Linked DNA regions of Homo sapiens: region 1 is linked to region 2. Evidence: read pairs that join two places in POLR2A ChIA-PET (ENCODE). Cell type or tissue: OCI-LY7. All regions are shown on one strand.

Evidence for each region. ChIA-PET counts read pairs that join two places held together with the same protein. Peaks named below come from ENCODE experiments on the same cell type or tissue, not always from the same donor. Only the 100,000 strongest peaks of a DNase experiment are listed, where the experiment ranks them.
Region 1: POLR2A ChIA-PET joins it to region 2 with 6 read pairs; 19 of 35 experiments call an interaction of 5 or more read pairs at or near these places.

Annotation. Positions count from the first base shown.
Region 1 is chr20:53,681,284-53,683,783 of GRCh38, reverse strand. No RefSeq gene overlaps it. Among named protein-coding and RNA genes, the nearest start is that of ZNF217, 89 kb to the right of the region's middle. In OCI-LY7, no CTCF peak of the experiment used is centred here; a DNase peak (open chromatin) is centred at 1,483; H3K27ac peaks cover 1,221 bases.
Region 2 is chr20:53,586,028-53,588,527 of GRCh38, reverse strand. The region is part of intron 1 of ZNF217 (zinc finger protein 217); the gene reads left to right. Among named protein-coding and RNA genes, the nearest start is that of ZNF217, 6.6 kb to the left of the region's middle. In OCI-LY7, no CTCF peak of the experiment used is centred here; no DNase peak of the experiment used is centred here; H3K4me3 peaks cover 2,337 bases; H3K27ac peaks cover 2,460 bases.

The DNA.
Region 1 (2,500 bases), 95 kb before region 2:
CATCAAGGCTGCTAACATTCAAATCCCAGCTCCACTGTCACTGCCATGGGAATTTACATGGTCACTTCATATTGTTAAGCCTCTGTTTTCTCATCTGTGAAATGGGAATAATAAATAATGCCTCCTTCACTAAGCTGTTCTGGGGATTAAATAAGCTAATCACTGAGAAGCGTGCTAGGTATACTGTGAGTCTCAACTTCTGTTAGATCTCTTTTTTTTTTTTTTAATTTTTTGAGACGGAGTCTTGCTCTGTCATCCAGGCTGGAATGCAGTGGCTCCATCTTGACTCACTACAACCTCCACCTCCCAGGTTCAAGGGATTCTCATGCCTCAGCCTCCCAAGTAGCTGGAATTACAGGTGTGCACCACCAGGCCCTGCTAATTTTCATTGTTTTTTGTTTGTTTTTTTCCTGCTTTTTTTTTTTTTTTTGAGATAGAGTCTTGCTCTGTCACCCAGGCTGCAGTGCAGTGGCACAATCTCGGCTTACTGCAACCTCTACCTCCCAGGTTCAAGCGATTCTCCTGCCTCAGTCTCCCAAATAGCTGGGATTACAGGTGCACGCCACCATGCCCAGCTAATTTTTGTATTTTTAGTAGAGACGGGGTTTCACCATGTTAGTCAGACTGGTCTCAAACTCCTAACCACGTGATCTGCCCACCTCAGCCTCCCAAAGTGCTGGGATTACAACCGTAAGCCACCGCACCCAGACTAATTTTTGTATTTTTAGTAGAGACGGGGTTTTACCATGTTGCCCAGGCTGGTGTCGAACTCCCGAGCTCAATCAATTTGCCCACCCCAGCCTCCTAAAGTGCTGGGATTACAGGCATGAGCCACTGTGCCTGGCCACATGTATTTCTTGTGTTTAATTTTGTACAACTTCAAGCCAATCTGTAAAAGAACAGTAAAGAAAACTTTGCAGCTCTTAAATTATATGGTATGGCCTTTATCATACAAGTATATAAAGAAGCAAACAACAGTATATATATTTTTGGGGACAGAACCTTACTCTGTCACCCAGGCTGAAGTAGCTGGGACGACAGGTACATGCCACCATGTTCAGCTAATTTTCTTTAGTTTTTATAGAGATGGGGTCTCACTATATTGCCCAGCCTGCAATAGTTTTTTTATAAAAGTAACTCTTTTCGGCTGGGCACAATGGCTCATGCCTATAATCCCAGCACTTTGGGAGGCTGAGGCAGGCAAATTGCTTGAGGTTAGGAGTTCAAGACCAGCCTGGCCAACATGCCAAAGCCCAGTCTCTACTAAAAATACAAAAATTAGCCAGGCGTGGTGGTGTGCACCGGTGATCCCAGCTATTCAGGAGGCTGAAGCAAGAGAATCACTTGAACCTGGGAAGCAGAGGCTGCAGTGAGCCAAGATTGCATCACTGCACTCCAGACTGGGCAATAGAGCGAGACTCTGTCTCAGAAAAAAAAAAAAAAATTAGCCAGGCATGTCACGCACCTGTGGTCCCACCTACTTGTGAGGCTGAGCCCAGGAGGTCGCAGCTGCAGTTAAGCAATGATTGTGCCACTGCACACAAAACAAAACAAAAAGAAGCCAAAAAGGAATAACTAAAATAAGATTTTCTGGTATTTCTACAAATTTGGTGTGTTTTCATTATCTTTTTTTTATTTTTATTTTTTTGTAGAGACAGGGTCTCACTATGTTGCCCAGGCTGGCCTTGAACTCCTGGTCTCTAACAATCTTCCTGCCTTGGCCTCCCAAAGCACTGGGATTATAGGCATGAGATACTATGCCCAGTCTCATTCTTGTTATCTAAGACCTAGCTTTAGCCAGGTGTAGCTAAACGTTCTATGTACATTATCGCCTGTTATCTTTGCAACAACCAAATGGAATGAATTCTTTTTTTTTGTTGTTTTTGAGACGGAGTTTCGCTCTTGTTGCCCGGGCTGCAGTGCAATGGCGCAATATCCACTCACCGCAACCTCCGCATCCCAGGTTCAAACGATTCTCCTGCCTCAGCCTTCAGAGTAGCTAAGATTACAGGCATGTGCCACCACGCCCGGCTAATTTTGTATTTTTAGTAGAGACGGGGTTTTTCCATGTTGGTTAGGCTGGTCTCAAACTCCCGACCTCAGTTGATCCACCCGCCTCGGCCTCCCAAAATGCTGGGATAACAGCTGTGAGCCATCACACCCGGCCGGAATGAATTCTTATTAAACCCATTTTATAGCTGAGGGAACAGGGGTGCAAAGCAAAAGCTTGATGAATTTGTCCAGGGTCTTAAAGAGTGAGCAGATCAGCCCAACAACTGTAGTTGGGCTACTCAAAGCAGTAACTTTGAGTCATGCACAATTCCTGGAAATGGGGGCAAAGCAAAAGTCCACTCCCAATTATTTATTTTTTTCCCAATTATTATTATTATTTTTTGAGACAGAATCTGGCTCTGTCACCCAGGCTGGAGTGCAGTGGCACGATCTCGGCTCACTGCAACCTCCCCCTCACGGGCTCAAACGATTCTCTTGTCTCACCCTC
Region 2 (2,500 bases):
AGTTTATTAACAGTTAATTAATTTGCTGAAATCTTTTTTTTTTGGTGCAGTTAGGCCTGTCAAATTTTTACAGATATTTAAGGTTGTACTGGTTAAGTAGTAGTAATAGGAGAAACGGATAGCAATGCTTAATCTTGCTTAATTAAAGTTTTTAAAAATTCACTTTCCTTATATTATAACTTTTTTTCAGATCAGGATGTTTTTAAAAACCACTTTGCAGATGACAGTATCTGTTAATATTGAAACTAAAACTAGTATGTTATACTTTAAGTTCTTACTAAGATCCCTTAACTGACCTTAACTGATTTAAGATGAATTCAGGCAGTTTCTAGTTAATGACACTCAAATATGCTATATGATTATATTTTTATAGTACTTTGGTCTCTAATCCTATTTAAAATTGGTAATTTATGAACAATTTCAGCAAAATGAAATTATTTCCTTTACAAGCTTCCCAAGTTGAAGAGTTTAGGTTGTAACCTTAAACTTTGAATATTCCAATCTTTTTCTTTCGCTTAACTTGGAAGCATCTTTCCACAGCTAAATTAGGAAAGTTGGGTTGACCATTTAGCCTCATGGGTGTGACCCCTAGTAATTTCCTTGAAACAGTGTTGAAGAATTTAGAGCATTAAAAATAAAAAATAAAAAAACCTGTAGCTTTTTGATTGTTAGTAGATGGCTATGCAGAGTTTTCTCCACTTGTCAGATTAAGAAAAAATACTGTGCGTAAAAGACAGAGGAAAAACTTTCAGAGAAAATGTAAACTTCTAGCCAGGTCTTGGAGATAATTTTGTAGTTTTCAGGGTACAAATGCATTGGCCAGAGAATAGCAATTTAAGTTGAATTTTTTAATAACTCCTTATTTGGACACCTCAGTAACTTGGGAAAAAGTAGCTTTGTTAGCAGTATGACAAATTGTGTATAAATATAATTTTTCTGTGTTTTTGAGGACTTTGAATACCTTATTCAAAGCTGTATTATGGTAGATGCATATTCCATATCAACAATGTAAGATAACCTGTTAATCAGAAGAAACAGAGGCTGTGCTGTTTCTAAAAGTTAACAGTTTGAGTACATCAGGATGTAAAGAAAAATATTCCCAAGTTACAGTAATTGTCAGCAAAGTGGCTGTTGTACCTAGTTAGTTGTACTTAAGCACAGATTACTGTGCTTTTTATTAAGCAGTGTAGAATGTGTCCTATTTGCTGATTTCAAGATCTACAGGTAGTGGTAGAATTCATGGTAGCTTTAGTCACAAATCAGTGTGTAATTAGTGACCTAAAGAACATCACACTTCTATTCCAGCCTTTTCTAGCAATATGGTTCCTACTGGATTTCAAAGATTACGCTCTGGTAAATTTTAAAAGTATCTACTGAAATAATCCCAATAGAAGTTTCTTTCAAAATATGGCTATACTCAATAGCCCACTTGCCTTAGGTGTTAGGGGGTATATGAGTTAAGTTCTGTCGTTTACCTGAGTAAAGATTTTAAAATGTTTTTAAACATTGGAAAACATTTTTGTGAAGTACTTTTCAGTAAGCTTAGCGTGTTCATAACGCTCACTTTCTTGCAAGCTAGAAGCATTTAGATTATAGTGTTGGATTATAATATCCTGCTTTTCTCCTCCAGTTCTTTGTCAAGAAAGACAATTTACTTTATCAGCAGTGCCATCGGTTTACTGCTGCCTTCTGTGTGCAGGAGTGTGGAGAGCTGGAGGCTTCTGGGAAGGCTTGTGTTTGTGCACACACCCCATTCAATTGGAACGGTGATTTGCTGTTAGTAGATTAGAATTTCTATTTTGCTGTATTCTGTTATTAACGTCTTTATTGTTACAACCACTTTAACGATTACTGATGAGCAAATTGGTTTTAAGGGATGTAAACCTGGTTTAAAGTATTATTCATTGTCTTAGAGTTTAAGGAAGTGTTTTGTCTAGTGTGTTAGCAGTTTCTAAGTCAAGAGCTGAAGGCATTTGCTGTCAGAGATAGCCCTAGGATGCCCAGCATTTTTGTTTTGGAGGGTCATAAGGAGAGTGAGTATAAATCCAAATAGTGCAGTTTTTTTTTTGCTTGTGCTGATCAACTTTATGGTGTGATTAAATACGATTTTTTTTATTACGCTCTTGAAATTGTACTCTTGAAGTTGCAGAATGGCAATTAGATGGCAGTCGCTGATAGCCATGTAGAAGTTTTGATGAACATGCAAGTTAATTTTAATTTCTGATCAGTTACGGTTAGTGACTGTGGCCAAACGTGTGTACTGATTCTACACGTGTGCTAATTCCGTGACATTTATTCACCAGCTATGTGTCGAGTGCCTAATCCTGTGTCAGGCACCTTGTTCCAGGCATTGGGGGCAGCAGTGGACAAGGCAACAGTCTCCATCCTGAGGTGTTACTTTTAGAAAAAGACAGTTACAAGCAAACAAACAGGATGGTTTTAGATCTGGACAGAGGTTTTCAGAGGAAGTCATCCTTGAGCTGTCACAATACTTTGGGGG